Linked DNA regions of Homo sapiens: regions 1, 3, 4 and 5 are each linked to region 2. Evidence: read pairs that join two places in POLR2A ChIA-PET (ENCODE). Cell type or tissue: MCF 10A. All regions are shown on one strand. Links, peaks and the distances in the headings refer to the core of each region. The heading gives the core; the rest is flanking DNA. Region 1 overlaps RBBP8-AS1 (RBBP8 antisense RNA 1). Region 2 overlaps RBBP8 (RB binding protein 8, endonuclease). Region 3 overlaps RBBP8-AS1 (RBBP8 antisense RNA 1). Region 4 overlaps RBBP8-AS1 (RBBP8 antisense RNA 1). Region 5 overlaps RBBP8-AS1 (RBBP8 antisense RNA 1).

Region 1 (6,472 bases), core at 1,273-5,272, 120 kb after region 2:
GTCAAAGATCAGTTGGCTGTAAATATGTAGTTTTACTTCTGGGTTCTCTATTCTGTTCCATTGGCCTATGCATCTACTTTTATAACCAGACCATGCTGTTTTGGTTACTCTAGTCTTATATTTGAAGTCAGGTAGTGTGATGCCTCCAGATTTGTTCTGTTTGCTCAGGATTGATTTGGATAATCAGTTCTTTTGGCTAATCAGTTCTTTTCTAGTTCCACATACATTTAGGATTTTTTTTTTCTAATTCCATGAAGAAGGACATTGGTATTTTGATAGGGACTGCATTGAATCTTTAGATTGCTTTGGGCAATATGGTCTTTTTAACACTGTTAATTCTTTCGATCTATGAGCATGGGAGGTTTTTTCATTTGTTTGTGTCTTCTTCGACTTCCTTCATTTATGTTTTGTAGTTTTCCTTGTAGATATCTTTCACCTCTTGGTTAAATTTATTCCTAGGTATTTTATTCATTTGTAGCTATTGTAAATAGGATTTCCTTCTTGATTTCTTTTTTGGCTAGATCATTATTGGTGTATAGAAATGCTACTGATGTGTGTGTGTGTGTGTGTGTGTGTGTGTGTGTGTTTGAGACGGAGTCTCACTCTGTCACCCAGGCTGGAGTGCAGTGGTGCGATCTTGGCTCACTGCAACTTCTGCCTCTGGGGTTCAAGTGATTCTCTTGCCTCAGCCTCCCAAGTAGCTGGAACTACAGACGCCCGCCACCACACCTAGCTAATTTTTTATTTTTAGTAGAGACAGGGTTTAACCTTGTTGGCCAGGCTGGTCTTGAACTCCTGACCTCAGGTGATCCGCCCACCTTGGCCTCCCAAAGTGCTGGGATTACAGGCATGAGCCACCGCGCCCGACTGCTACTCATTTTTGTATGTTGATTTTGTATCCTGCAAATTGAATGAACACATTGATCAAATATAAGAGTTTTTTGGTGGAGTCTTTAGTTTTTTTCTTGGTATAAGATCATATTATTAGCAAAGAGGGACAATTTGACTTCCTCTTTTCCAGTGTGGATGCCTTTTATTTCTTTCTCTTGTATTATTGCTCTGGCTAGGACTTTCAGTACTATGTTAAATAGGAGTGGTGAAAATGGGTACAGGATATCTTTTTTAAAGTTATTTTAATGGAAAATTTTAAACAAAAACTAAACAATTGTATGAGGGTTAATGTTTTAGAATATTAAGTTTTAGAAAGTTTACTTATTTTATGAAATAGTGGAAATTCAAGATTATTGCTATAAAAAATCACTGTCATTTATTTGCATTCTTAGATGCTTTCATTTGCTAAAAGAGAGAAAATTGTGTTAACAGAAATTGCACTTGAACAATGATCTATTTCACCTATGCCACAACCTATGGAAAATAGTGTAGTGAACTCCCAAGTACCCATCACTGGGCTTCAGTAATTATCAACACATGGACATCTACCCACTAACTTCTTCCTATCTTTTTTCATATTGAAGCTAATACTAGGTATTACAGAATTTCATTTACGAATACTTCAGTGTGTATATCTTCAAAATATAATCGTTGCAATTATACTTAAAATTAATAGAAAATTAAAAATATATCAAGTATTCCATCTGTGTTCAATTTCTTCAATTATAGGTTTCAAACACAGTCCACATGTTGTACTTAGTCACTATATCTCTTAAATCTATAGACCCCTCTCTTTTTTATCTTGTTTTGGTTAGGTCCCTTAATAGAATTCCTAACTTGAAGGTGGTTAGAGACCTTAGAAAGTTACCGAATTCATACTTCATGTCAAGCATGATCACACCTAAATTATCTTGGGCAGAGAGGAGCTGTCTGAGAAAGTTGCCATTCTGATGAAATCGGCTCTCTTGAAGTGTCTTCTACATTGAGATATGTGAGGTTGTGATACTTTGTGGAAGGGAGATATCTAAATCTAAGGTGCACAATAGCTAGTAGTGCTAGAAAGACCTCTTATTTGCTCCAGCTCTGTTTATTAGAATTCACTTTCATTACTAACCTGACAACAAGAGGTTTTCTTTGTGAGAGGCAAGGGGGTTACTATGGAAGTATAAAGAACTTTCTCAATGGAAGAATTTGTCCAGGAATGATGTGTCCCTTCTGTGAGTCTCTGGAATTCTTAACCTTAGTCAGAAATTCAGTTAAACAGTGTTTATATGCTATTTTATATTATCAAAGGGTAATTGGTGTTTTCTTTAGAATCCTGGCCAAATTCCAACTCTGATAAATACGTTCTACTTCCCTAAATTTCCCCTGCAATTTCAAATGGATTTGGTATTCTTAATTACCTGCCCCAACCTGTTGCTTGGTGTTGAAGTTCACCTATTAAGCAGCTGCTACTTGTGGTTTCAGAGGGACCCAAGTAAATTTGGCAAATGAGTGGGTGTATGTGTGTGTATGAATGACTTGGAAGGCTCTAGAACTTAAACTTATTTTCTAATATGAAAAAATTTAAAACAGAGAGAGGGAAAGAGAGAGAAAGAAATATACATAATAAATATATAGTACTCCACAACTATGGGGCCTTTCGTTTTCTTGCTCTGTTACCCAGGCTAGCTCAGTGTAACCTCAAAATCTGGTGTCAATCTCCTGGCCTCAAGTGATCCTCCTGCCTTGGCCTCCCAAAACGCTGGGATTACAGGCATGAGCCAACACACTGGCCTGCTCAGTAAACCTTTATTAAGAAGTTTGTATGTGTAAGGTTTTGCTCTAGATATGGTGGAGGATACAAAGATGAAATAGATAATAGTTCTTGCCTTAGAAGATACCTATAATATTAAGTAGTACTAATTAACCTTTTTAAAAAGTCTCCTTATAGTGAATAAAAACTTGGGCAAGTTACTTACCTCTTTAATCCTAGGTTTTCTTATCTGTAAAATGGAGATAAATATTTATCTGAGAGCGTTTGTGAGCATTTTAACATTTGAAGTGCTTTTTGATATTGCCTGGCACATAGTAAGTAGGTGCTTAGTGACCATTAGTTATTGTGCGTTTTAAAATGTATCACTTAGGTCAGCTGCTAGAAAAATGTGAATACCATGGAAGACTGTACTAGGTTGAGCATTCAGATTCAGATATCTCAACTGTCTAGATTACAGAACCATGGATGGACAGCTCACTCATCCCATAAATGCCAGGATTACAGGAGAATTCCACACCCAAGTTTTCTAGCAGGCTCTAAATCTTTCACTTACTAGATCTCTGGTAAAGATTGTAAAGTCAGGAAAAGGAATTGGTATCCTTCTGCTCCTACCCCATTATCGAATTTAAAATTTGGAATGGTGTTGGGGACTAAGATTTGGAAATTCAGAACTTTAAAGCTGTTATAACAGGAGAAAATAAAAACTTTACTGTTTGGCATTGGCACATATTCCAAAGTTCCTCCCTATTTAATGAGCTTTAAGCTTTCATATGAAACATAAGACACTAAAGGAAAAAGTATTGCCACAAGGCTAATGATGACAACAGCTGCCAGCACACCTTCCATCAAAAGCATGTGAAGACTTGAAACAAACCTGAGCTCTGGTTTGTTTTAGAAGCATCACTGTGACATGCCTGTGCCGGCAGAGGCTCAGAATACATTCCTTAACACTAGGACTCCAAGGTGTGCTGGATGCCAGAAGCCCAGTGGTAATGAGAGAGCAATTGTGAAGCTTCATTCAGATGATGTTCTTTCATTGTGGGTATGCTAGCTCAGAATGTTTGGTGTAGGGAGCCACAATAAAGAATCGGCCAATCCCTTTCCTTCATCAGGGGTTATAGTCTGGCAAATACATGTATTCATACCCTCATCCTCCAGATATTTATTGACTGCCCACTATGTTCAAAGGTTGGTGTTGGTGATTAAAGCAAGTAAAATAGTATATTTGGGACTGTCAGTAGATTATAAACTTCATATCCTATTCTTTGTGTTTTTAGACAAAATCCACTGGGATACTTTAAATTGAATCAAATATATGTATATATATACATACACACATAATATGACTACAAAAAGTAAAAATTTTATTCTTTTATATTGATAATTTACTATATGTAGAACACCATTCTAGGTACTTAGGAAATCCTAAGAAGAATATGGTTGGACTCTAATAACTAGGTTAGAGTGAGAACAGGCTACTTCAGCTTCACAGAGAAATCTGTATTTTTTTTCCATGGGAAACATACTCTGCTTATAAACATATGGTCCATTTACTAACTCTTGGTTTCCTACCTATATATCAGATAGCTAGGTCATTCTAAAAACCCTAAATTGGCAAGTTGTGATCTTAACCTTAACAGTTACTGTGGGCTTTCCATACACATTCTCACTGTGATCACTTCCCCCACTTCAATTTGAGTGAGCGGTGGAAATTCACCTCCCCCTTTCAGCATTTTTAAAGATTATAGTTCCACAAGTATCCATTGGGATAAACAGTGTATATTTGGTGTCTCCATTTCAAACCATATTTGTCTTTCACAAGTAGAGTAAGAGGGAGTTTTGGGAAAAATTTGTACAAATCTAATAAAATCAATGCTATGTAATCAAAGTTTTATTGGATAAGGAACACTTACATAGTAAAAATGTGCTGCATTTCTAACTTCTAAAAGTCTAGGAACAAATGGGTTTTATTAAACTATTATCAACAGATTGATGTGCTAAGACAGAATGATACATTTTGTTCTCTTTGTTATCTGAAAAGCCAGTTATATTCATTTGCACCCACTCTTTTTTTTCCTATCATATTCTTAATAGTTAAATTTCATTCAACTCCTCCTCCCCACTTCTGGCCAGTTCCATCATGCCTTGAAATACACAAAATCTATCAGATCTTTCTTCTTGGTCTGGCTTTTTCTGTTTCCTTTAGTGCCCAGGAATATTACCCAGATTCTTTTTCACTTTGGCAGTTCCATTTTCCAGGCATTCGTAGCCTTATTAGCATATATTAACAAAGATGTGATTCTTGTCTCAACGAGTGTTTAGCACTCTGTTTAGATAGATAAGACATACCTTTTAGGAGAAGTAACTCCTACCTATACTTTTTTCATGGAATTTTAATTTTATGAAAGACCATGAAGGTCTTATAATTTAGTAAGTATAAGTAGCATTGGAAACCCAGGCACATAAAAATAAAAATCTTTTTTCTTTAAATGATTTCAGCATTGTGGAGTGATTCAAAATATTAAACAGCAGCATAGACTTCTTCTAAAAATGGTTCTTTATTTATATCACTGGCTATTTAGTTGGTTAGTCTTTGATATGTTGGGGCTTTTTATGCTATTGTTGCTTTAAATGCATAATCAAATGGTCCAGCCATGTAGAGATTCGAATTATTGTCAAATCAAACAACATAATACTATATTAATTTTTTATCCTAAATACAAATTATATCTTCATGTAATTGTATTTATCATAGTCCTTTAGTAAAATAGAAAAAAGTAGAAGGAAGTAGAGATAACATTGGCCAAATAATTATTTTTTGAAATTATTAATAAGAATGCTTCTGATTTCTTTTTTTTTTTTTTTTTTGAGACGGTGTCTTGCTCTGTCGCCCAGGCTGGAGTGCAGTGGCGCCATCTGGGTTCACTGCAAGCTCCACCTCCCGGGTTCACACCATTCTCCTGCCTCAGCCTTCCAAGTAGCTGGGACTACAGGTGCCCACCACCACGCCCGGCTAATTTTTTGTATTTTTGGTAGAGACGGGGTTTCACCATGTTAGCTAGGATGGTCTTGATCTCCTGACCTCGTGATCCACCCACCTCAGCCTCCCAAAGTGCTGGGATTACAGGCGTGAGCCACTGCGCCCGGCCAAGAATGCTTCTGATTTCTAAAGACACAGCAGTACCTCTGGTGGGTCAATGGATAATAAACTTCACATGTAGTGGAACTAGGTTATTTATAGTTAGGCAAATGAAGAAAACAAATATTTGTTTATTGGAAGCCATACTGCAATTTGAATTATTTGAAAATGCAAACACAATTTATACAACTGTCTATTATGTTTATGGTTCCAGATAAGATACGGTTCTGGTTCAATTAGAATGTGCTTCTTGAAAAGTATTTTCAACTCCTATTTGAAAAGTAATAGTAAGCAGAAAGTGGTACAGAATTCAAAGTACCACCAAATAGGTGATAAGATAACCATTTCTTGTTTCTAGGTAACCCCTAACCTGAACTTAAGGCAACCCAAACCAAAAAGGGAACATAGACACAGAGAGCTCCAGGAGGAGACCTCTAATTCTTCCAGGAAAAGATTAGCTAATATTTAGAGAAAGAGTTGGAAATCCCCTTTCTTCCTCCTTCTCTCCCCCAGCTCCTCCTCTTCTTTTTTTCCCTCCTCTTCTTTTTCTCCTACTCTTTCTCCTTTAAGTCTCTACTCCATTCTCTTCTGCCAGTCTTTAGGCAATTGTGCTGTGATAGGGGCAGTGACAGCAAGAACAGCAGCTACTGGGTTCCTCCTAAAACTGGGGCATGGGAACATTTCTC
Region 2 (6,472 bases), core at 2,175-6,174:
ACTCATAGTTGTACCATGGGATACCAGAATAGTGACTATCTTCTTATCACTAGATTGAATAACATAAAAACTAGTAGATGAACACTGGTTTACAAAACCAGAGAACTAAAATACAACTCCAACTCTTACCATTTGCACACACAGAGTGCTCCAATTTAGTATGTGTTTGTTCTATGTATCGGACATGGGGGTTCTCCTTTCTTCGTAGCCGGTTAACGCCAGAAAATGAGAAGGCTGTTATCGGTGAATCTGGAATAACGTCTTCCTCACATTCAAGCTCAGCTGCTTGATGCTGTTGATCATTCCTAGAGAAGAATGACAATGGAAAGAAAATCAATTCAATGAGTATTAAAACATTTACTACATGGCATGGAGTTACAGTAGAACACAAACATGAAGCTCTAAGGGATGTAATCCCTTGCATCTAATGTTCCAAACCTAAGTAGATAAGTACACGAATGATTACAGTACCCAGTGGGAAATACTATGTGAGAAGTGAAGTAGAAAGTATAGTCAATAGCACTTCAGGTGAAATTAAAAGTATTTCAAATTGCAGACAAGATCAGGAGAGAACCCACAGTCTGAGGAAAGGCATGCAGTACTGTGTACTTATGTTGGAGAAGGGAAAGCTGGAATTACATGAACGAGAGCCATGAGCTCAATGTGCACATAATGTAGAAAGCAAGAGGAAAGAAATTAAGGTTTTAGAGCTTGGATATAATGTGACAATCTAACAGTATTGTGCAAGATTGGGACAGAAGGACAGGAGGCAAGGAAATCAATTAGTGGCTATAATAGTCCAGGCAAGCCGCTCTGTCTGCGGTCTGAACTAGAATATTTTAAGTACATATGGAAAGGAAAGAACGTTAAACATCATGGTAGTAGAATTAGCATGCTTGACAAATACAGGATGAGAACACTAACAATGATAACAACCAATTTTTGTTATGTGTTTACACTGCCCGGCACTATTTAAATTATGAGTTTAATTATCACAACTCTGTGAGGTATTACTACTTTCATTTTACAAATGAGGAAATGAAGATACAGAAGTCATTTACTAAAATAGTAACAGAGTCAGGATTTAAATCTCAGCAGTCAGACCCTAACAATAACACATTGTTAACCAAATGTGTTATCCATAGTCTACAAGAAGGCTTCAAAATTTGAGTTTCTGTTACTGCTTTTATCTAGGCCCCCTTATAGTCTACTCTCAACAACAGTCACAAGAGTCCTATTAAGAGATAAATTGGGGCCGGGCGCGGTGGCTCACACGTGTAATCCCAGCACTTTGGGAGGCTGAGACGGGCAGATCACAAGGTCAGGAGATCGAGACCATCCTGGCTAACACGGTGAAACCCTGTCTCTACTAAAAATACAAAAAATTAGCTGGGTGTGGTGGCAGGTGCCTGTAGTCCCAGCTCCCGGGAGACTGAGGCAGGAGAATGGCGTGAACCCAGAGTCGGAGCTTGCAGTGAGCTGAGATCGTGCCACTGCACTCCAGCCTGGGCAACAGAGCGAGACTCCGTCTCAAAAAAAAAAAAAAAAAAAAAAAAAGACATAAGTGGCTCACACCTACAATTCCAGCACTTTGGGAGGCCCAGGCAAAACCCTATTGCTACGTACAAATATATTAAAAAATTTGCCAGGCGTGGTGGCACACACCTGTAGTCTCAGCTACTTGGGAGGGTGAGGTGGGAGGGTTGCCTGAGCCCAGGAAGTCGAGGCTGCAGTGAGCTATGATCATGCCACTCCACTCCAGCCTCGGCAACACAGTGAGACCCTGTCTCCAAAAAAAAAAAAAAAAACCCCAAAAAGACTTAAGTCATATGGATGAAATCTCATGAAAACCCTGTCACATCTGCTCATTTCACTGAGAACACAAGCCAAAGTCCTTTGATCCATGAAGATCCTACATGACCTGATGGTGCCCCTCCCATTTTTCCTCTCTGACCTTTTTTCCTATTATACTCTACTCCTGCCACACTCTCTTCCTTGAGGTTCCCCAAACACACCAAGCATACTCCCACCTTAGGTTCTTTGCACCAATTGTTCCACCTGCTTGGAATGCTCATCCCCAGATACCTACATACCTAATTATCTCTCTAATCTCCTTCAAGTCTGCTGGAATTTTACCGTTTAAAATTGCAACCTCCCTTCACACACCCTAGTACTCCTGTTCCCTGTTATTCTGCTCTATAAACTTTATCCACAGCATTTACTGCTTTTTAACATAGTATGCAATTTACTCATTTTTATTTATTTAGATTTTTTTTTGAGTCTGAGTCTTGCTCTTTTGCCCAGGCTGGAGTGCAGTGGTCCAATCTCGGCTCACTACAACCTCTGCCTCCTGGGTTGTAGTGATTCTAGTGCCTCAGCCTCCTGAGTAGGTGGGATTACAAGCGTGCAACACCATGCCTGGCTAATTTTTGTATTTTTAGTAGAGACAGGGTTTCACCACGTTGGCCAGGCTGGTCCCAAACTCCTGACCTCAAGTGATCCACCCGTCTCGGCCTCCCAAAGTGCTGAGATTATAGGCGTGAACCACGGCGCCCAGCTGCAATTTATTTATTGTATCTATTGCTCACCTGTTAGAATATAAGTTCTAAGAGGATGGGATCTTTGGTTAACCGATGAATCACAAGAGCCTACCACAGTAGACATACAGTAGGTATGGCGTAAACATTTGTTGAGTGAATAGGAGACATTCCCAGATTCCACTAGAGAATAAATTTGTGTGGATCTAGGCATATGTTCTTGCCCAACTCAATTCAGGATCAACTGTAACTGAAAGATTGGGTTTGAATTGAATTGTGAATGTTGAGTAAAAATAAAGTTAATTGACTTTCCCATGTCAAACCATTACTGACCTTATTTGCCAACCAATTGTTACCAGTCTGTCAGACATTTAGGCTTTACATGACCAAATCAGTCTGTCCTATTAGACTCGTATCAACTTGCAATACTATTTCCAAATAAAAGCTTATATAGTGAGAACTGTATGAACTATGACCAACAGAGATTTTTAAGAAACATTAATTGGAAGACAAAGACTAATTTTTCCCAAAAAAGATTTACACTTTAATTTCCTGAATGATACCAATATTATTTGTAGGCTTTAATCCTACATTTTATACCAAGGAACAATCTTTAGAGCTAATGTCTAATTATTTAAAATTTTTTAAATTTTAAATAAAATAAACATAAACATAAAATAAAATAAACATAAAATTATTTAAAATTTTATTTTATGTTTTTGAGACGGAGTCTCCTTCTGTTGCCCAGGCTGGAGTGCAGTGGTGCGATCTCAGCGCACTGCAACCTCTGCCAGGTTCAAGTGATTCTTGTGTCTCAGCCTCCCGAGTAGCTGGGACTACAGCTGCGCGTGCAACCATACCTGGCTAGTTTTTGTATTTTTAATGGAGACAGGGTTTTACCATGTTGCCCAGGCTGTCTCAAACTCCTCACCTCAAGTGATCTGCCCACCTTGGCCTCCCAAAGTGCTGAGACTACAGGCATGAGCCACTGTGCCCAGCCAAATTTTATTTTTAATTGACAAATAATAATTGTATCTACTTACTGGGTTCAACAAAATGTTTTGATACATGTTTACAGTGTAGAATGATTAAATCAAGCTAATTAACATCTATCACTTCACACACTTATCTTTTTTTTGTAGTAAAAACATTTAAAATCTACTTGGCAGTTCTGAAATATACAATCATTATTAAGTCACCATTCTGTGCAATAGATCTGATATCTAATTTTTTAATCTCTTCCTGTAATTTTCTTATTCTGGAAAAACAGTAAGTTAAAGTCATATGAGAAAGGCTTATAAATTAATGGAGTGTGAAATCTATCTGACCTAGCTTTAACTAATCACGTCACAGCCTGCTTGCCTATTAGTCATAAAAATTCCACCTGAAACATGAATGAGTCACGAGAAGCAATTGATTTCCTGGCAGAGTCAATGTGGAAGAAGCTGGGATCACAAAAGGAAAAAACAAAAAAACAAACAAAACTAGCTCTAACTAGAGGTGCCCAAACTAAGTAAATGAGTGCTGGCTTTGTCTTCCTTTGTCATAAAAGGAAAAAACAAAACTCCATATGTTAACCAAGTTCATCCTTTAAAACACTAGTCTCACTGATTTTCTGAGAGAAAGAGTTCACGTCACAGCTTTTGGTTAAATTAATTATGCACACTTGTCCTCCTTTCACTTTTCCTTCTGATGGCTTGAGCTGTTTGATTTATGGACCTCTGCTCCCTCTTAAACTCCTGTCAAAACTGTTTTAGTTGGTTTCTTCCCTAAAGACCTATAATTATGGATCTGGGGTTTCCCTTCATGAGTCTGTAAAAAAGTTTTAAATATTCAGCTTTTTTCCTTTTCTACTCTGAAGAACTTACATTTCCAGTTAAAACATAATTTAAACTTAACGAAGTAACATTATAGCCATTGTAGGGGAGGTGGCAGTACTGCTCCACTGATCAGGCTATACCTAGAATATTGATTTCTTAATTCAGATATTGACGAACTAAAACATTTTTAAAAATTCACAGTTTGAAGAGTTGAAGTAATGCCACATGAATGAACAGAGGATATTTAATGCCACAGTTAATGAACAGAGGATATTTACTCTAGAGAAAACAAGACTCAGGAGGGCCATGATAGCTGTCTTCATGTATCAAAAGAGTCGTCAAGTAGCACAGGAGAAGAGACTTGCTTAAGATGGTCCTGGAAGGCAGTCATAATCAAGAAATATAACTTATAAGCAGTGTAATTTCTATAAACTTAGAATTTTCTAATAATTTTGTCTCACTAAATTTAAATAGGCTTGGGAAACAGTAAACTTCTACTAGACGTGTTCAAACAATAGCTATTTGTTAAAGAAGCTGTATAAGGAATTCAATTTAGAAGAGGGTTGAATGCAATGAGTTCTACAGTCCTTTGAACTCTTACGTGTATAGACTCCCTTGACTTTCACTGACCCATCACATCTATTTTCTAAAACGAAAAGAATGATGACCTCAATACCTAGCTTTATACACATTTTTAACTTTATAGTGGCAAAATTTTACTGAATAATTTTGGTGTCACTAATAACTGCCCTATCATATAAGCCATCTTGTAACATCAAAACTAGCTCAGAAGAGTTAGAGTTACTGCATTTAACAAGCAGAAGTCAAATAATATTTTCTTCTAAAGTTCAGGGAAATTTCAGGCACAAATAGCATAATATGACAGTGGTTTAGGTGATCAGAGAAAATTAGGTTGCCTTTACAAGATGATACTTGCTTTTTTAAAAACAAAACAAAACAAAACAAAACTGCTGAGCAAAATGCAATTTCTTTGCGACCAAGCTACAGAAGAAGTTGGTTCATGAGAATCACAACTATCTTATATTTCAGAAGAGAATAAAAGACACAATCAGATCATCTCCTATACTCTTTTGACTAAGCATGTCCTAAATAAACATACATGCCTTAAGCTCATCTATATGATTACTCTTTCCTGTAATTTCAAACTTTAGCCTTCACTTCTTTTCTAAAATTTGAATTTCAACAGGAAAAATGCATGTGCTTGAGAACACTAAAAATAAATTCTAAACTAATTAGAATTCATATTTCTACCAAGCAAATGACACGATATAGTTTCAACCTAACTTATACACATTGGTTTTTGAGGCAATCGTCTATCTAATTCTGTGTTAACTTCTACACACTTGGTATCTCATCCCTTTGGTACTCATAAAGATCAAGGCTGATGTGTTCAAAATACCATAAGCTACGTACATACATAATCACTTCACATAAATTAATGTAGGTCAACAATCACTTATCTAAAATCCTTGGAACCAGACGGGATTCCAAATTCATATTTTTTAAAAAAAATGAAAGTAATACAGTAATACAGAACATATATACATAATTACATAACAGCTCCAGTGGAGTCTGAAGCATCATCCTGTAATCAAACACATTGATATTTTCACAGCAAAACATATGAATACTCACATGAAGTGGGATAAAGACTATAAACAGCATTCTGCCATTGCAGTGAGGTTAGGTTGTGAACAACATTTCAAAAATAACCTTTTGGGTTTTGGAATTCTATGTAACAGATTGTGGATCTGTGTCCTGTGTTCTCTCTTCATTATACAGCATTATTAAAATTAGAAAGTGTTGACATTTTCTTACAAACATTTTATAACATCAGTCTGATCTCATAGGTTCCTTTCCTCATCTGACTATTATTTCTCCTCAAAATTCCCTTTGGCTATCAGTATTCAGTAGACCAATCACATGGGAGGAATATCAGAATTCTATTGGATATCCATTATCCTAAAAGTATACCAGTAAGAATGATAATTCTACTTGTGAGATGTGTTCATACAAAAATAACTATTCTAAGCCAAAATAATGTTACATCTACATAGTTTTACTGAAGTTTTTGTAGATGTCTACTTAAACGCA
Region 3 (6,472 bases), core at 874-4,873, 160 kb after region 2:
GGACAAGCAGGAGCCCAGCCCATTTCCGAGTTGATGGGGCTGGAGCTCCCGCTCTCCTAGGCGCAGGAGGACCCTGGCATCCCTGCAGCCTGTACCTTGGGGGCCCCAGGAAAAACCCTCCCTTCTCCTTTCCCAGTGTCTGCTGGGATATCTGAGTGGGGTTGGGGCCGAGCCCTGGGCCTTGAATGGCAGCGAGAGGCAGAGTCCTGGGTGGAAGGGGGCAGCCCGCATTAAGGCCCCACCTTCAGGCTGGGAAGGGCCTGAAGGCTTGGATCTGGGCTGCCAGTCCTGTGGATGGGAGTGGGGACTCGTGGTGCCTCTTCTGGACCACCCATGGCTGCCCATGGACCAATAGGCACACACTTCCTCCCCTCTGAGGTCCATAAAAGCCCTGGGCTCAGCCAGAGCAGGGCAGAGGATGGCCAGAGGAACAAAGAGGGGAGAGAAAGAGAGGATGGGACGACCAGCTGTAGAGAGGAGCTATTCTCTCTGCTGATAGCTGCAGATGATGGGATGACCAGTTGCAGAGAGGAGTTATCCTCTCTGCTGAGAGCTGCAGAGACGACTTGCTGGCAGAGAGGAGCCGTCATCTCCAGGGCCTCCTCTCTGGGGGAGAGCTGCAGAGCTGCAGACATCAGGATGACCAGTTGCAGAGAGGAGCTATCCTCTCCAGGGCCACCTCTCTGCTGAGAACTGAAAACTCCATAGATGACCTGCCTACAGAGAGGAGCTACCCACTGCAGGTCTCCTCTGAGCTGTTGTAACACTCAGTAAAGCTCATTTTTGTCTTGTTCACCCTTCACTTGTCTGCATACTTCATTCTTCCTGGATTCAGGACAAGAGCTTGGGCAAAGGTGCTGTGGCCACAGAGGTTTCTGGCCAGAAAATTGACACCCCAAAGATCCCATAACACCAGGACATGACTTCTGATGTTTCTTCTGATCCTTGCACATTTTCATTCCTCAGGAAGGAGGCACCTGTCCCCTTACTCTGACCTGAAGCCTTGTAAGATTATCAGCATGCAGCCGGGCGCAGTGGCTCATGCCTGTAATCCTAGCACTTTGGGAGGCCAAGGCGGGCAGATCACGAGGTCAAGAGATCGAGACCATCCTGGCCAACATGGTGAAATCCCGTCTCTACTAAAAATACAGATGGGCGTGGTGGCACGTGCCTGTAGTCCCAGCTACTCAGGAGGTTGAGGCAGGAAGATCACTTGAACCTGGGAAGCAGAGGTTGCAGTGAGCCGAGATTGCACCACTGCACTCCAGCCTGGCAACAGAGCGAGACTCTGTATCAAAAAAAAAAAAAAAAAAAAAAGATTATCAGCGTGACTGTTCCTCACTCAAGTTCCCACCAATGTGGGAGAACCAGACATCCTGATTCTGAATTATTTTTGCCCACGTTATTTCCCAGGACTGAGTTGAGTAGTTACAGGCAGATGTTTAGGCATTGGGTCACATGGATGTGGAATGTTATGCTACCTTTGACTTATTCTGTTTATTTATTTAAGTACATAGAATTGGATTAATTATAGTCCTTGCTTCATAAAATATTATTGTCATTGTTTCATGAATGGCCTTCTTATTTTATTTGCTTATTTATGCTTTTAGAATATAATGGATGCTACTCATTCGAGAACTAAAATATTACCAATAATTTATATCTACCTATATATATATTTTTTTCTATTTTTTTTTAACTTCTCCTTTCACTGATGACAGTCCTTTGCAGCTATGGGGTGGATATCTTTACTTAAATATAATCCAGTTTACATAAAAAAACCTTCAGGCATCAAACTTCCAGGTGCAGCCATTCATAAAGACAGTTTCATGACTTATATAATGGAGAACTAAAGACCTGGTGTGGGATTTCCACTAGACAGAGGTGTCATTGAGAATCGGAACAGTTGCTGGGTGTGATGGCTCATGCCTATAATCCCAGCACTTTGGGAGGCTGAGGTGAGAGGATTACTTGAGCCCAGGAGCTGGAGACCAGCCTGGGCAACATGGTGAGACCTCCATCTCTATAAAAAAAACAACAAAAAGAATTGGAACAGTTATTATTTTGACCTTACTTGGTAGGGGCACATTGGTGTGGCATTGCAAGAATGCTGCCTAATGCATCGGCACTCATAAAAGACAAAGACAGTAAAAGCTGGCTTGTGTGTTTACTTTTATAAATCGGAGTTATTTAAGGGTCAGAAATGCTTTGAACGTTTACAAATTAGAACTATATTTCTCCTGTAATACAATGCAGAGGAAGTATGATTCATATAAATCTTCCTTTATGTTTCATATTGGCCCTGGATTACCTGCTGGTTAATTCGCTTTTAGTCTGAACAATAAATTCAAATAAAGACTTTCTTTTTCTTGAAATTATGTTTCTGACCATGTAAGACAAATTAGTAAAGGAGCCCTTTAGTTTAGTGATTTAGTGGTTTGTTGATCTAGACCAGCTGAGGAATTTTTTTCCCCTACACCTGGCTGTAGTCTTAGGTTCTTGCCTGAGCTTGCCTGGGTCTGGAAAGAAAATTCTGCCTTGCTCTACAAAGCATTTCTCCATATTGTTGCTCCTCCAGGAAAGGCAACTTTCTAGTTTAGGAGATTTCACTCAGGCTAGAGCTTTTCTTGAACGTAACAATTACCTGACAATGTCTGCAGAATTAGAGCTGAATTCTGTCCTTGGCAAAGCAGGTAATTATAAATAATTTGGGAAGGAAAAGACCATGATCGTTATTAATAGCATTTTCTCTTTATATCTTCAAGAAGTGCAGTTATTAATAATTGAGATTTCCTCCTTTGATTGACGTCTGTAAAAACATCTATTCAGTGAGGTTTAGTCTTTAACGTCGCTGCAAAGAGTGTCCCTGCTCAGCTCAGTCAATTAGCACCACCTAGTGTATCACATGTGCAGAAACTCAAGACCAACTCCAGTACAAAACATCCAAAAAAGTTCTTTGGACCTTTGGGGAAGTTATAAATATGGTCATCTAGGACATATTCCTTTGCGAATCATAATTGCAACATCAATATTTTTTATAAAGATGAAAACAATGAAAATAAGAGCATATGTCAAAGAAAAGAATAAATGAGCACCAAAATTATGTGAGAGGATATGTGTGGGGAGCCTGAGAATGGGTATCAGCACTTGTTGGATGCCTACTGTGTACCAGGCTGCATGCTTTGCTTAAATTTTTTTGAAAGGGAGGGAGTAGAGAGTTGGGTTTTTAAATTTTAATTTCACCAACATTTTCTTTTGGTGCAGATGAATGATAAAATGGGCTGATATTTCGTGACTCCAGGTTTTTTTTTCAGAACCTGCTAAGTCACTGTTGAAGGTAATTCTACTTCTACATACATCTCTTGCACAGCTAGTGAACAGAGGCACTGACAGCCCTTTGTTCCAGACAACCTTTCCAAGGATGTTTTATAGTGAAAAGTCTTGGAAAAAAGAGATAGTGTCTTCCTCCAGAGTAGAGCTTTGCTTTTGTTCAGTATGTCTCTCTCTGGAGCAAAGGTTAAGCAGGTTTGCTTGCAGCCCATTATAAGATTTGGGTTTCCTAAGCTTGAGATTACTCAACTGTGATAGAAACCCATAGTGTATACAGCACCAACCTGGGAATCTCTACTTTGCCCCTGTGTGACCTGATGGGCAAGGGAAACTGATGCAAGCATGAAGTTCATGCTGCTTCCTGTGGCTTAGGTAATAAAATCCTTTTCCCTGATCCAGGAATCTTGCATCTTCTAACAGCATCCATAAAACAAGTTAGCTTGCCAGTAGGGTAAAGCCTCAGACACTTGCATTTCTTGACAGTTACCATCCCAATTGCCAGACACCTGGTTCCCACAGTCATGTAGCACCCGCCCTTCCCTATCTTGCAGAAGGAGGGCATCCCGGTTGACCATGCCATTGTTCTGACCACAGTCCTGTTCCGTTAAACAAAACCAGATACTAAATAATCCAAATATTAAAAAACTGAACCAGCAGATGATTAGGCACATAATACATAACATTTACATTATGCATCAACTAACAAGCAAAATAACCAGCTAACATCATAATGACAGGATCAAATTCACACATAACAATATTAACCTTAAATGTAAATGGGCTAAATCCTCCAATTAAAAGACATAGACTGGCAAATTGGATAAAGAGTCAAGAACCATCAGTGTGCTGTATTCAGGAAACCCATCTCACGTGCAGAGACACACATAGGCTCAAAATAAAGGGATGCAGGAATATATACCAAGCAAACAAAAAGGCAGGGGTTGCTATCCTAGTCTCTGATAAAACAGACTTTAAACCAACAAAGATCAAAAGAGACAAAGAAGACCATTACATAATGGTAAAGATATCAATTCAACAAGAAGCGCTAACTATCCTAAATATATATGCATCCAATACAGGAACACCCAGATTCATAAAGCAAGTTCTTAGAGACTTACAAATAGACATAGACTCCCATGCAATAATAATGGGAGACTTTAACACCCCACTGTCAACATTAGACAGATCAATGAGACAAAAAGTTAACAAGGATATCCAGGAATTGAATTCAGCTCTGCACCAAGAAGATCTAATAGACATCTACACAATTCTCCACCCCAAATCAACAGAATATACATTCTTCTCAGCACCACACCGCACCTATTCCAAAATTGACCACATAGTTGGAAGTAAAGCACTCCTCAGCAAAAGTAAAAGAGCAGAAATTATAACAAACTGTATCTCAGACCACAGTGCAATCAAACTAGAACTCAGGATTAAGAAACTCACTCAAAACCACTCAACTACATGGAAACTGAACAACCTGCTCCTGAATGACTACTGGGTACATAACAAAATGAAGGCAGAAATAAAGATGTTCTTTGAAACCAATGAGAACAAAGACACAACATACCAGAATCTCTGGGACACATTTAAAGCAGTGTGTAGAGGGAAATTTATAGCACTAAATGCCCACAAGAGAAAGCAGAAAAGATCTAAAATTGACACCCTAACATCACAATTAAAAGAACTAGAGAAGCAAGAGCAAACACATTCAAAAGCTAGCAGAAGGCAAGAAATAACTAAGATCAGAGCAGAACTGAAGGAGATAGAGACACAAAAAGCCCTTCAAAAAATCAATGAATCCAGGAGCTGGTTTTTTGAAAAGATCAACAAAATTGATAGACTGCTAGCAAGACTAATAAGAAAAGACAGAAGAATCAAATAGACACAATAAAAAATGATAAAGGGGATATCACCACCGATCCCACAGAAATACAAACTACCATCAAAGAATACTATAAACACCTCTACGCAAATAAACTAGAAAATCTAGAAGAAATCGATAAATTCCTCGACACATACACCCTCCCAAGACTAAATCAGGAAGAAGTTGAATCTCTGAATAGACCAATAACAGGCTCTGAAATTGAGGCAATAATTAATAGCTTACCAACCAAAAAAGTCCAGGACCAGACAGATTCATAGATGAATTCTACCAGAGGTACAAGGAGGAGCTGGTACCATTCCTTCTGAAACTATTCCAATCAATAGAAAAAGAGGGAATCCTCCCTAACTCATTTTATGAGGCCAGCATCATCCTGATACCAAAGCCTGGCAGAGACACAACAAAAAAAGAGAATTTTAGACCAATATCCCTGATGAACATCGATGCAAAAATCCTCAATAAAATACTGGCAAACTGAACCCAGCAGCACATCAAAAAGCTTATCCACCATGATCAAGTGGGCTTCAACCCTGGGATGCAAGGCTGGTTTAACATACGCAAATCAATAAATGTAATCCAGCATATAAACAGAACCAACAACAAAAACCACTTGATTATCTCAATAGATGCAGAAGAGGCCTTTGACAAAATTCAACAGCCCTTCATGCTAAAAACTCTCAAAAAATTAGGTATTGATGGGACATATCTCAAAATAAGAGCTATTTATGACAAACCTACTGCCAATATCATACTGAATGGGCAAAAACTGGAAGCATTCCCTTTGAAAACTGGCACAAGACAGGGATGCCCTCTCTCACCACTCCTATTCAACATAGTGTTGGAAGTTCTGGCCAGGGCAATCAGGCGCAGGAGAAAGAAATAAAGGGTATTCAATTAGGAAAAGAGGAAGTCAGATTGTCTCTGTTTGCAGATGACATGATTGTATATTTAGAAAACCCCATTGTCTCAGCCCAAAATCTCCTTAAGCTGATAACTTCAGCAAAGTCTCAGGATACAAAATCAATGTGCAAAAATCACAAGCATTCTTACACACCAATAATAGATAAACAGAGAGCCAAATCATGAGTGAAGTCCCATTCACAATTGCTTCAAAGAGAATAAAATACCTAGGAATCCAACTTACAAGGGATGTGAAGGACCTCTTCAAGGAGAACTACAAACCACTGCTCAACAAAATAAAAGAGGATACAAACAAATGGAAGAACATTCCATGCTCATGGATAGGAAGAATCA
Region 4 (6,472 bases), core at 1,451-5,450, 150 kb after region 2:
ATTCAGAGCTCAAGCAGTACCTTCAGAATTTGGTTTCTCTATTTCCTGGTTCTATCTTCTGTAGTGTTTTCTTTAGTCTCAGATTTTACGTGGTAGTCAGATGGTGGCAGGGACTCCAGACATCCTCTCAGCTTGTGTTCCAGGAGACAAGAACACACTTGTCTTTGTCCTAAAAGGTGTGACTCTGTTGGAGGTCCATACCTGAAACCATTGCTCTAGCTAAGGGAATCCCAAGATTAGTTGGTCTGAGTCTCCTGCCGTCTCTGGAGCCCAGATTATTTCAATAGACTTTTTATTTTTTCATTACAATGACAGTCTCAACTTTTTGTTAGCCATCTTTCCTGAGGGCTACTGAACATCCTCATGCTTGCTGTTAAGTTGTATACTCATTTATACACTTATTCATAAATAGATTGAACACTTACTAGGCATTGTGCTAGGCAAAGGGGATTTAAATGGAATAAAACGTGGTCCTTATTTTAAAAGAACATAGCTTCTAGTGGGAGAGACATATAAGCAAACCAGTATTTAAATCCATTTGATTTATTATAGAACATCTATTGAATGCTTGCTACTACTATTCTAGTGCTGGGGATACACCAGTGAATAAAATAATGTACTTGTCCTGATATTGCTTACATTATAAGGGAACAAGAGAAAATAAATCAATAAAGATATAAATAATATAGGAAAACATGATAAGTATAATGGGACATATTGTAGCATAAAGAAAGTATGATGAGTAAAGAGAAGACTGATGATGCAAAAAGAGAAAGTGGATGATTTCAGGAGCAAAGTCCTTAAGTAGAAGAAAGGGGACAAGATCTGGTGCACAACTGGAGTTGGATAGGGACTGAAACAATTGTTCTTATCTTTTAGGAGGTAAGAATTAAAAAAAAAAACTATGAAAGCCTCTTCATAGCATCCATTTATTAAATATTTTTAAGAGCCTGTTATGTGCCAGGTACTGTTCTAGTTTCTGAGGATATGCCAGAGAACAAAACAAACAAGATTCCTGTTCTCATGGGGAAGACAATAAATAAGTTTAAATATATACATATATAATTTCTTTTTTTTTATTATACTTTAAGTTTTAGGGTACATGTGCACAACGTGCAGGTTGGTTACATATATATACATGTGCCATGTTGGTGTGCTGCACCCATTAACTCGTCATTTAACATTAGGTATATCTCCTAATGCTATCCCTCCCGCCTCCCCCCACCCCACAACAGGCCTCGGTGTGTGATGTTCCCCTTCCTGTGTTCATGTGTTCTCATTGTTCAATTCCACCTATGAGTGAGAACATGCGGTGTTTGGTTTTTTGTCCTTGCGATAGTTTGCTGAGAATGATGGTTTCCAGCTTCATCCATGTCCCTACAAAGACATGAACTCATCATTTTTTATGGCTGCATAGTATTCCATGGTGTATATGTGCCACATTTTCTTAATCCAGTCTATCACTGTTGGACATTTGGGTTGGTTCCAAGTCTTTGCTATTGTGAATAGTGCTGCAATAAACATACGTGTGCATGTGTCTTTATAGCAGCATGATTTATAATCCTTTGGGTATATACCCAGTAATGGGATGGCTGGGTCAAACGGTATTTCTAGTTCTAGATCCCTGATAATTGCCATGAAGAAAAACAAAACAGGGTAAGAAACTGATGAGGAAGAAAGACTTCTGTGAGATGTGATTTTGACTAGATGTTATTTAAAGCCATGACTCTAGATGAGATCACCTAGGGAGGAAAGCAAATAAAGAAGAGAAATCTGAGGACTCAGCTCTTGGGTATTTCACCTTTTCCATTTCAGTAAGAATAGAAAGACCCAGTGAATAAGACTGAGAAGGAGGTAGCTGGTGAGATAAGAAATAAAACAGGGAAATATATGTTGTGGAAGCCAACAATAACCCAAAAATAAGTGATTCAATAAAATGAAGTAATCAACTATGTCTCATGCTGCTGAGAGGATGAGTAAGATGAAAATTAAAAATTGTTTCTTGAATTTGGCAAGAAGGAGATCTTTACCAATGAAAAGATTGGTTTCAGTGGAATCAGGGTACAAGAGTTAGACTAGAGTGTGTTCCACAAATAATGGGAGATGAAAGGATAAAGAGAGTGATTATGGAAAACTAAGAGAATTACTGTCAGTTGGGGAACAAGGAAATTGGGAGAGGAAGTGGTCAGATGGAGTCAAGGAGAGAATGCCCCTGCAACAAATACTTAAACATGAGGAAGCAGCTTTGGAATTGGGCAACAGGTAGAGACTGGAAGAGTTTTGAGGTGCACATAAGGGCGATTCTGGTAAGGGCTCAGAAAGAAAATAGGAAAGCTGGAGATAAAGTTTTTGTTTTCTTAGAGAATACATAAATAATCATAAACTGTTGATAGAAATGTGGACATTAAAGGCCATTCTGGTGAGGTCTCAGGAGAAGTGAGGAACATGATATTGGAAACTAGAGGAAAGGTAATCCTTGTTATAGTGTGGCAAAAATTTCAATTAATTGTGTTTATGTGCTAGTGTTTTGTGGAAGGTAGAACATGTAAGCAATGAAATTGGATACTTAGCTGAGGAGATTTCTAAGCAAAGTGTGGAAAAAGTGGCTTGGTTCCTCCTGACTACTGATAGTAAACTATGAGAAGACAGAGATGAATTAAAGAAGGAATTGTTAAGCAATTCCAGAAGCAGAACTTGCAGACTGGAAAATTCTCAACTTATCCATATTGCAAAAAAAGAGAAACAAGTATGTGTTGCGTAAGCCATCCAGTCTGTGGTATTTTGTTATAGCAGCCTGAGCAGACTAAGACATATTGGTAGCTAGCAGCACTTGGAGAAGTGCAACTTGCAGCATGACATGCTGGCTTTTCTCGCTGTGGATTCGGTTCAGGGTTTTGCTCCAAATCAAAATGATCTGGGAACTGGTTCTTCAAAAGATTGAGTCTCTCACTTGGCCTTCTCCAGGTAATTAATTGTCAAGGTAGTTTATCCTCATTTCCAGAGGGGAGGAAGTTCTGTGAAAAAGGGGATATAGCCTGAGTGAAAGTCGACTTGGCCTGGAAATGACCACCATCTCCATCTGACTCAGAAAGGAGAATGTGGTGTATCTTGCATTCCTACCTTGAAGGGAAGTTTTTTTAAAGCATGGAGATGTGGAAATAGGCAAGTAATTCAAGGCCTTGGGGTAAGGCAGAGGTGCCAAGGCTACCCAGAGGTGGGAGTTTATAGGAGGCGGAAAGACATCCCGAGGACAAGTTTATACAAGAACTGTTCAGGGAAGGACATAAAAGGAAGTGAGGCAAGAAGCCTCAAGATTAACTTGGCATCTTGCAAGTCTTTTTGAAAAAATCCCCAACGGGGTTGTCAAAAAGCCTTCCTGTGTTTTCCTCAGATGCTTGTACTTGCCTCAAGCCTGCTTCCTTGCTGGATGTGCAACTTGAACCAGTCCTTAGATACTCAACCTTGGCAGTATTTAAAGCAAATCATTTCTTGCTTAGCACTTTTCCCTGGGTAGGAGGGAGGACTCTTATGAGCGGGTGTTGGCATGGTTAATGTAAAGCTATGTTCTTCCAGGTAATATTTTGAGGAGAAAAGCAGAATGATGTCATTCCTGCAGGCATGTCCCCCATCGCCAACACACACACACACACACACCCCTACATTGAGGTCCTGTTGAATAACTGACAGACTAAATGTTCAATTCTCTATTTCACTTTTCTATTGAGATATATAAGGCTTCAAAATAAAGTGATACTTTTCAGAGAAAGGTGTGGGTTAGTAAATCTACTGATTGATTGTTCTTTAATTACTTTTTAAGTTTCCCACTAGAGCAGCTATAGATCCTACCTCTCTTTAATACTTCTTTTATTAAAAAAGCATTAATAGATTCATGCTTCCAAAATCTGCAAGAGGTTGTGCTTTTGCTAAAAGATGAGTATTTTTTAGCCTTTATGAGTATCTGTAAAATCTTTAACAAAGATAGGTGTGTCTCAATGGCTAGACTCCAAAGATGAAGCTAGAAACAGTATGACTATAAATGTAGTTTTTGCCAGTGTGCCAACATTTTGTCAAATATAGGTTGTTATTATCATTTGGAGGTATTTACTATTAATATGCCTGGCCTGGCATACATACCTCAGTTTGATGAAGAGCAACAAAGTTTGTTAATGCTTTCTCTAACAAATGTTATCTAGATAGTCTTATAGTAGGAAAGGCATCTAAACTTAGTATAAGAAATAATGCCTATTAAAGCAAATTTAAACTAGGAATTTTTGGGTAATATTGTAGTGTCAAGAAGAATGATGTGCTTGCAGAGTTGCTTCTTTCCATCAAATTGACAGGTTCTACTTGAACTAATAAGATACTGTTGGATGTCATTGAGGTTAATACAAAGTAAACTCCAGAGAACTGATAAGGTTGTGTTACTTGTACAAGAATGCCTGTAATCCCAGTACTTTGGGAGGCCAAGGTGGGCAGATCACCTGAGGTCAGGAGTTCGAGACCAGCCTGGCTAACATGGTGAAACCCCGTTTCTACTAAAAATACAAAAAATTAGCCGGGCGTGGTGGCGCGTGCCTGTAATCCCAGCTACTCAGGAGGCTGAGGCAGGAGAATTGCTTGAACTCGGGAGGTGGAGGTTGCAGTGAGCCAAGATGGCACCATTGCACTCTGGCTTGGGCAACAAGAGTAAAACTCTGTCTCAAAAAAAAAAAAAAAAAAAAAAAAGAAATCTACTACTTGTAGACATGATTTTTGTGGAAAATATATCATCAGCAAAATAAAGACTATTCTTAGTAAGTGCTCTGATTTTCTTAATTCACGGTTCTCAAAATGTGGTCTCTGGACCAGAAGCATCAGCTTCACTTAGGAACTTGTTAGAAATGAGGATTATCAGGTCCCTGTTGAACAGAAACTCTAGGCCTGGGGCTCAACAATCTGTATTTTAACTAGTTCTTAACTAGCGTGATGCATGCTAAGTTTGGAAGCCACTGACTGGAACCCAAATCAGTACTGGGGCTAACAGTGCTTTTCAGTTTTGTAATTACCTAGAAGTCTTTATGTTGGGAGATCCTGACACATAGAATGTTATTTATTGGTCATATTTTCTATAGACAAAATGTTTTGTCTGGATAGGATAGGCAACTGATGATAATAATTTTCATTAATTAACTCATTCAACAAATATTATTTGAATGCTTACAATGTAGGCACTAGGCAAACAAAAGTGAACAAGAGAGAAAAGAGTTCATCTTTGTAAGCTACCATTCTGGTCTGAATGTATATTTTGATGTTAATTTAACACAGTGGCTCAAATTGTCTAGTATTAGATCATAGGGGAAAAAGTTTCTATAATAATACTCTGTGCTTATGGGTGAATTGCCCACTTTTTAGAGCAAATGAATTCTTTCTAGGTTTGACCTGATCATATGACAGTGTTGTATCACATTGAATTAACACAGCCAGTGAAAAGTAACAGTTCAATTAGTTGTTTCATTAATCCCAAATTACTGGATTTTACTCTACTAAATTGACAAAACCAACTAGTAACATTGGAATTATGTCAGTTTAGCATAAGGCTGTACTTATGTGGAAGATTATGTCTGGAGAAAAAACACTGGCGGATGAAAAGAACATTTGGAGCATAAATGATCCAGTTTGGCTATTGCTTGATTTCACTAGTTTTTTTTCATTGCTCCAATTTTTTTTGGTAATATACATAGCCTCCCTATTTGAGAAGAGATTAACCATGTTAACAATAAAAGATGATATAAAGAAAATTTAGGACCAATGTCTAGCTTTATAAAATTTATTTGGTTGCTAGAGAATAAGTGACAATTCTAGTTTTCATCCAATTTAGTGGTTTTATTGGAGGTGAATATGAAATAGAACATACCTTAAGTTCTCTCTACCTTTCTTGAATGTATTAGTATACATGGTAGGGGAATAACAATCCTAAAAAAGAAGCCACTTTATTAAAGCAAACTTTAATAAAGAATCTGAACATTTTTATTCATATGAAGGCACTAAATCTTTCCATTTCTGTCACCATGAATATTTTTTAAAGTAGTTATTAAGCACCAGTTGGCATATGAGGTTTTAATGAATACATTGTATGTTAACCAGTCGCTGTACCTTCTTCTAAAGAGGCTTCCTTTCCCATGAACTAGTCGAAGATGAATGATAGTCTTTTAAAGAAAAATATCGGCTTAATCTCTGGCTACGCCCAGGGAAATCAGAAACATTTGTCTCAGAATTTAGGCCACCCAGTTCAGTGCATGTCTTGTCTAAAAGTGGTTCAACTTCAAATGTTTCAGTCCTGTCTTATGCATCAATATTTATACTTCATTCATTTCTCAAAATTTGCTGATTAAAAGAGAATGGGGTTAAAGATTAGTGGTCTGGCTCTAGCCTTTCATCTTTGGTATCAGGATACTGGGTTTCTCCAGGTTTGATAGTTTGTGAATGTAGGTCA
Region 5 (6,472 bases), core at 1,670-5,669, 130 kb after region 2:
AGGTGTTTGAAGTATATTTGATCATTGAAAACCAAAACTATAACATTATCTGATGGGTTTTCAATGCATATAGAAGTAATATATAAGGCAAATACAACATGAAGGATGGAAGGTAAAGGGATCTTGGAAGAATTTCTACATCACATTTAAAGTGGCAAATATTGATTCAAAGCATGCTGAGAAAGTTTAAGTTTGTTTACTGTAACAGTCATCACCACACACATACACACACACACACACACACACACACACACAGCCCAAAGTGAAATAATAAGAAACTAAAATAGAATACTAACAAATGCTCAAGTAACCCAAAAGAAGAAGAAAAAAAGGGTAACAGAGGAAGGAAAAACATAAGGAGTGATGAGTAAACAGATAATTAAATAGTAGCCCTAAACCCAAACATATCAATATTAACATTAAATGTAAATGGTGTAAGCACACTAGTTAAAATAGAGATAATCAGAATGAGTAAAAAGGTATCACTCGACTATATGCTGTCTACCAGAAACATACTTCAAGTATAAAGATATAGGAAGGTTAAATGAAAAAGAATGGGAAAAGACACATTTTAAACATGAATAAAAATAAAGTTGGTATAAATATATTAATAATCAAAGTAGACTTCAGAGCAAGGAAAATCACCAGGGATAAACTGAGACATCATGTAATAATATAAAAGTAAATTCACCAAGAAGACATACAAATCTAAATGTGTGTGCACCTAACAGACTTTAAAAATACGTGAAGCAAAAATAGACAAAACTGAAAGAAGAAATAGACATATTCTCAATATATATATAATAATTCTAAAATGTATATGGGAAGACAAAACAAACAAACAAAAAACCAGAATAGCCAAAACAATTTTGAAAAAAGGAGAAAGTTGGATGACTTACACTGATGTTAAGATTTACTACAAAGCTATAGTAATCAATATAGTGTGGCATTGGTGAAGGGATAGACATGTAGATCAGTGGTACTGAATTGAGTCCAGAAATTGGCTTCATTCAAATATGGCCAATTGATTTTTTATGAAATTGCAAAGGCAATTCAATGGAAAAAGGATCATCTTTTCAACAAATGGTGTTGGAACAATTGGATATAGACATGTAAAAAAAATTAACCTCCACCTAAACTCATGCCTTTTTAAAAAAGTAAATAGAAATGGATCATAGTTCTAAGTGTAAAATGTAAAACCAGGCTGGGCACGGCTCACGCCTGTAATCCCAACACTTTGGGAGGCTGAGGCAGGTGGATCACGAAGTCAGGAAATCGAGACCATCCTGGCTAACACGGTGAAACCCCGTCTCTATTTAAAATACAAAAAAATTAGCCAGGCGTGGTGGCATGTGCCTGTAGTCCCAGCTACTTGGGAGGCTGAGGCAGGAAAATCGCTTGAACCTGGGAGGTGGAGGTTGCAGTGAGCCGAGATTGCACCATTGCACTCCAGCCTGGGCGACAGAGCGAGACACCGTCTCAAAAAAAAAGAAAAAAAAAAAAAAAAAAGGAAAACCATAAAGCATTTAGAAGAAAACATGAGAAGGAATATTCATGACCTGGGGTAGGCAAATAATTCTTAGATATAATACTGAAAGCATGATCTAGAAAATAAATACTTGATAAATTGGACTTCAAAAATCAAAATTTTTGCTCTGCAAAAGATTTCACTGTTAAAATAGAAAAGTTAAGATTTTATCACTCTCCCAAACCTACTGATTCTCTTATGTAGGTACTCCTTTCTTTTTTCTGTTTTATTCCACTGTGCTGGAATTTAGTCCTGTGACTTCAGGACCTCTCTTTGCTCATCTCCAGGGCATCCATCTCTGGCACTTTCTTGGCACTATCTAAGTAGATCCCCAGATTTCCTTCTCATTCAAGCCTGCCTTGGGCCATGAGAAACATGTTTCTTTGCTCCACAGTTGGTAAGAATGCAACTAATTCACTTTTTTCATTTGACCACCTCAGTTCTTCCAATCCTAAATAGTTTTCTAATAACTAGAATGGAACTACCACCATCTAGTTATCTAATATCTAGAAATTGAGAATAAAATTTTATTTTTGTCTTGTGTATAATGCACATGTGTATTATCTGTCACAAATGCTAACTCTCAGATTTGCTATATCCTAGCTTGCATGCTCCTTGCTTCCTACAGATGTGTTCCAAATAAGAAAAATAAATCTTAAAATTAATCTAAGCAAAATGTAGGAAGATGGCACTGTTGCTGCAAAGAGTTGCCCAAAAGATTTCAAATAAACTCACAGATTTCACTTCTCTACTGTTGGATTATCCCTGCAAACAGTTTTCTCTCTACATAGAAAATTATTATATTGAGTTAATGTGATACTCAAATAGGAGAACTTAATTTCAATTTTAGATTCTTTTCTCGTGTGGAACAAATACCATTTGGACATCCATTTTATCATAAAAATCCTTCTATAAGCTAGAAAGTTGCTTTTTGTTTCCCCAGCTGAAAATTATTTTATGGCAGTTCATGAACAGATAAGTATCTCTATGCTGTGACACAAAAACTGGCCAATTTGTTGCAAAAAAAATCAGTTAAACTAGTTGTTTTGTCATTGCATAGTTTGAGATTGATCAATTCGTGAATAGATGGAACTCGAGATTTAATGATATACGTGAATGCTTTTAAGTTTCTGGGTGTTAGTCAGTGGTAATTTAGTGTTTTACTCTATTAAATTTCGTCCTTCCTCATCTCTTTTCCGTACTATTAAGAATGGGCCGGCCGGGCGCGGTGGCTCATGCCTGTAATCCCAGCACTTTGGGAGGCCGAGGCAGGTGGATCACGAGGTCAGGAGATCGAGACCATCCTGGCTAACATGGTGAAACCCCGTCTTTACTAAAAAATGCAAAAAAATCAGCCGGGTGTGGTGGCGGGCACCTGTAGTCCCAGCTACTCGGGAGGCTGAGGCAGAATGGTGTGAACCCACGAGACGGAGCTTGCAGTGAGCCGAGATCGTGCCACTGCACTCCAGCCTGGGTGACAGAGCGAGACTCTGTCTCAAAAAAGAAAAAAAAAAAAGAATGGCCATTTAGCTGATCTTGACTAGAGCTTACCCACTTTCAAACTATCCTCCACACTGTCATTCAATGACCTTTCAAATTGGATCATGTTGCTCTCCTGCCGTTTTAAAGGCACCCCAGTGGTTCTCTCTTACATACAAAATAGAGTTGGTGTTCTTCAGCAGGCCTTCGGGTCTTCAAAAGCTAGCCCCAATCTGCTTTATCCATTTTGTTTTCTTTAATATCTTTTCCTCACACTCTATAGGTGTTCTCACCTTTCTCTGAATATAGAATATTATTTCAGGTCTTCATATTTTGCATAACCTGTTCAATTAACCTGTAGTATTCATCCTGTGCCCCATTGCCCCTCTGCCACCTATGGTGATTCCTTCCCATGTCTTTACATTCCAATTCAGATGTCACTTTTTTTGTGAAATAGGCCCTCTGATGCTTACTTCGTGCCATTATAATACTTTTTACATACTTGTGACAAGGTAGTACAAGTATTTGTTTACTTTTCTATTTTGTTCAATAGATTGCGAGCTCCTTGAAGACAGAGTCTGTTTATTCCCATATCTTGAATCCTAGCCTAGTGTTTGAGATAATACACACCCAGGCAATATTTGTGGAATGAATGATTTATTGACTAAAAGAGTTAATGCACTTTTAGTGGCTTATCACTTACTTATAAAGGGAACACCTACTCTGGGAGAATCTGGCACATGTATGTTTCATAAATTTCCCTATATAATGGAGTGAGTGCCTGAAAGAAGTTGTGAAACTCTTATGGGGCAGCTTGTTCCCTTCTTATTCATGGACTCAGGCCAGGGCATTAGAAGAAAGGTATGACTGTACTTATTAAGCAATCCTCTTAGAATTCCTAAGCATAACCAAGTATTTGACAAATGTAAAATTAAATTTGGCTTAAAGCTGAAGGAATTCAAGCCCCCCAAATATTTTAGAGTTTTTTCTCCATAAAAAGCCCTATCATTTTCATATCAAAAAATTATTTCTTTAATAGGGCCTTGTCCTAAGTAGATGCTCAATAACCACTTGTGAAATGAATTGATTTTTTTCCCTATTTAGTGAAATTATAATAGCAAATGTCACCTATGCATATGTTCCCCAGTATATCCTTATATGAACATGATCCTGTAACTTGTAGAATCATAGAATAGCAAACCTAGGACTTTTGAGTTCGTCTTATTGAACATCCCCAAGTTTAAGATGAAGAAACAGGTCTAGAGAGATGAGTCCTTTCCTGAGCTGAATCATGTGAAACTGTGGTTTCTATATGTCAAAAATGGTACAAAATTTACAATTTTTTTGGTTGCATCCAAAAACCACCAAAGTGTACATTGCATATCAGGCTATAGGACTCTTCCTGAGAATGATAAGAACAAAAGAAATATCATGTAAAGTAAAAATTAAACACCAAATCAGTTAGCTTCTGAGTTGTAGGAGAGGGATCATGTCTCTGTGGCTTTACCCATTACATGTGGTCAAGGATACATTTGAATCATAAGGTAAAAATAATGATTTGCATGGTATGTTGGGTTGGGAAACTTATAAAGAAACAATTGGTTTTTAAAAAATATACTGAGTTATAAAAGCTTCTTCATATAGTTTTTTTAAGAATACAATTTTAAAACCTTTTGCCAAGTTTGACTGTGTGGCTATATTTCAAAGAGCTAGAATTTCCCGAAGAATTCCTGTTCCCTGAACATTCTAGATCCTACCTAAAGTAAAGAAATGGAACTGAAAGTGAGGATTATTTTGTTTACTCTGTCCTGCCTTTATGGAAAGCTAGGCTTACCATAGGGACTGCATTTCATTTTCAGAATGAGCTTTCAGCAGGAAGCAGTCTGCTCATGCATGCATGACAGGAGAGGAATGTGCCCTGAAATGATGATATTTTTACTTAAGAAAGGGTTTTGGCTCAAGGATTTCTTTGGGAAATTCTTTATGATATTTTTCCCCTTGACACATGTGGTCTAGTTGACACTTTCCTTCATAAACACACATAATTCAACCCAAGCCATCCTGTGGACCTTTTTTTTTTTTTGTTTTCTCTTGTTTCTGTAGCCTGTCAGAAGAAATGTGACATTAGGTTTGGGGCCAGGAAAGTCATTATGACCTTAGAATATTCAGAGATTTCTATCTTAGAATTTGGTCCTTGGAAGACCTATCCATAGGTGAAATAGAATGCAGGTGCAATTTCCTGGTCAATCATGGTAAACATGTTTTTCTTTGTTTTACTTTTGGATGAGATAATTGCTTTGGCTCTTACTTTGCCTCAAATTCTCAGGTAATTATTTTTGCTCTCTGTTTTGCTTTATGTTAACTGAAAAAATCAGCAGTGAGAAATAGTTTAAAAACATGTCTCATGTTTCTGATTTTCTAAATGAACATATTCTGATTTACTGGGCAGCCTATCCAGTTAATTCTATAGGCAGTTAAAATAAATGCTTTATGGCTGTCTTCAAATGTAGCTTACATTGATAAGCACAATCTGTAAATGCCACAGGGCAGGAATTGTTGGTTTTGCTCACTGTCAGATCCCCAGAATTTAGTATTCTGCCTGGTATATAGTAGGGACTCAGAAAATACCTGATGAATTAGTTAATGGAAATAGAAATATTGACCTTGAGCTCTGTGAGGGATACTTACCTAGACTTATGAAAATTAACTTAATGAAATATTCAATTATAGAGGACAGAGAAGACATAAAAAATGTTACTCTGATAGAAAACAGTCTAGGGAAGCAAGTGCCTGTGGGAGGATTTAACCCTAATTCTTGCCCTTCAAATCTGGGTGTTTGTGAGCCTTTGAATCTGAAGGAAACTTTAAAGGTCATCAGGTCCAACTACTTATTGACAAAAGGTCATCCAGCTTTCAGTTGTTCACCATTTATAATACAGTGACAGGGCTTTTCTAATTGATAGGCAACATAGTCCTTTATGGGAAAATTCTGATTACTAGAAAGTTTTGTCCTTTTGAGCCAGAATTTACTCGTCTGTTATTTCCAAATGCTGGGACTATTCTGCTCTCTGGGACTGCATGTGATAAGTCTGACGGGAGACCGAGGAAGACCTGACTTAAGATCTGAAATCCTTTATATCAGCACTAGTCTAGTTTTATTTGGGGATAAGGCCCAAACTAGATAATAAGCCTCACCAGTTCCGGCGACATAATAAATATAAATTAGCATGCTTAGCACCACCTAGTGTTCTCCTCTCGTACATTATTTGTGGGAATGTACATTGATAACACTTCTTTCTAGAGCAGTTTGCCCCTACATAGGAAATTACACTGTTTCATCAAGAAATTCCATTATAGGAATTTACCTTAAAGAAAGTACTTCCAAATTTGTACAAAAATAGATAGGCAAAGATGCCTTCAGGTGATCCAGCATACCCATTACAAAAATTTTAAAACCATTTAAAT

The links. Peaks named below come from ENCODE experiments on the same cell type or tissue, not always from the same donor. Only the 100,000 strongest peaks of a DNase experiment are listed, where the experiment ranks them.
Region 1: POLR2A ChIA-PET joins it to region 2 with 13 read pairs; 6 of 35 experiments call an interaction of 5 or more read pairs at or near these places.
Region 3: POLR2A ChIA-PET joins it to region 2 with 23 read pairs; 3 of 35 experiments call an interaction of 5 or more read pairs at or near these places.
Region 4: POLR2A ChIA-PET joins it to region 2 with 20 read pairs; 5 of 35 experiments call an interaction of 5 or more read pairs at or near these places.
Region 5: POLR2A ChIA-PET joins it to region 2 with 34 read pairs; 6 of 35 experiments call an interaction of 5 or more read pairs at or near these places.

Annotation. Positions count from the first base shown.
Region 1 is chr18:22,854,171-22,860,642 of GRCh38, reverse strand. The region is part of intron 2 of RBBP8-AS1 (RBBP8 antisense RNA 1); the gene reads left to right. Among named protein-coding and RNA genes, the nearest start is that of RBBP8, 76 kb to the left of the region's middle. In MCF 10A, for the core only: no CTCF peak of the experiment used is centred there; a DNase peak (open chromatin) is centred at 3,542.
Region 2 is chr18:22,976,051-22,982,522 of GRCh38, reverse strand. It overlaps RBBP8 (RB binding protein 8, endonuclease), which reads right to left. Exons shown (of 19, transcript NM_002894.3): 7 at 130-305. Among named protein-coding and RNA genes, the nearest start is that of RBBP8-AS1, 46 kb to the right of the region's middle. In MCF 10A, for the core only: no CTCF peak of the experiment used is centred there; a DNase peak (open chromatin) is centred at 3,922.
Region 3 is chr18:22,810,247-22,816,718 of GRCh38, reverse strand. All of the region lies in intron 2 of RBBP8-AS1 (RBBP8 antisense RNA 1), which reads left to right. The region is part of intron 1 of LOC124904263 (a long non-coding RNA gene); the gene reads right to left. Among named protein-coding and RNA genes, the nearest start is that of RBBP8, 120 kb to the left of the region's middle. In MCF 10A, for the core only: a CTCF peak has its summit at 2,882 (motif pointing left); a DNase peak (open chromatin) is centred at 2,868.
Region 4 is chr18:22,823,675-22,830,146 of GRCh38, reverse strand. All of the region lies in intron 2 of RBBP8-AS1 (RBBP8 antisense RNA 1), which reads left to right. All of the region lies in intron 1 of LOC124904263 (a long non-coding RNA gene), which reads right to left. Among named protein-coding and RNA genes, the nearest start is that of RBBP8, 110 kb to the left of the region's middle. In MCF 10A, for the core only: no CTCF peak of the experiment used is centred there; DNase peaks (open chromatin) are centred at 2,776 and 3,246.
Region 5 is chr18:22,846,065-22,852,536 of GRCh38, reverse strand. All of the region lies in intron 2 of RBBP8-AS1 (RBBP8 antisense RNA 1), which reads left to right. Among named protein-coding and RNA genes, the nearest start is that of RBBP8, 84 kb to the left of the region's middle. In MCF 10A, for the core only: no CTCF peak of the experiment used is centred there; a DNase peak (open chromatin) is centred at 3,836.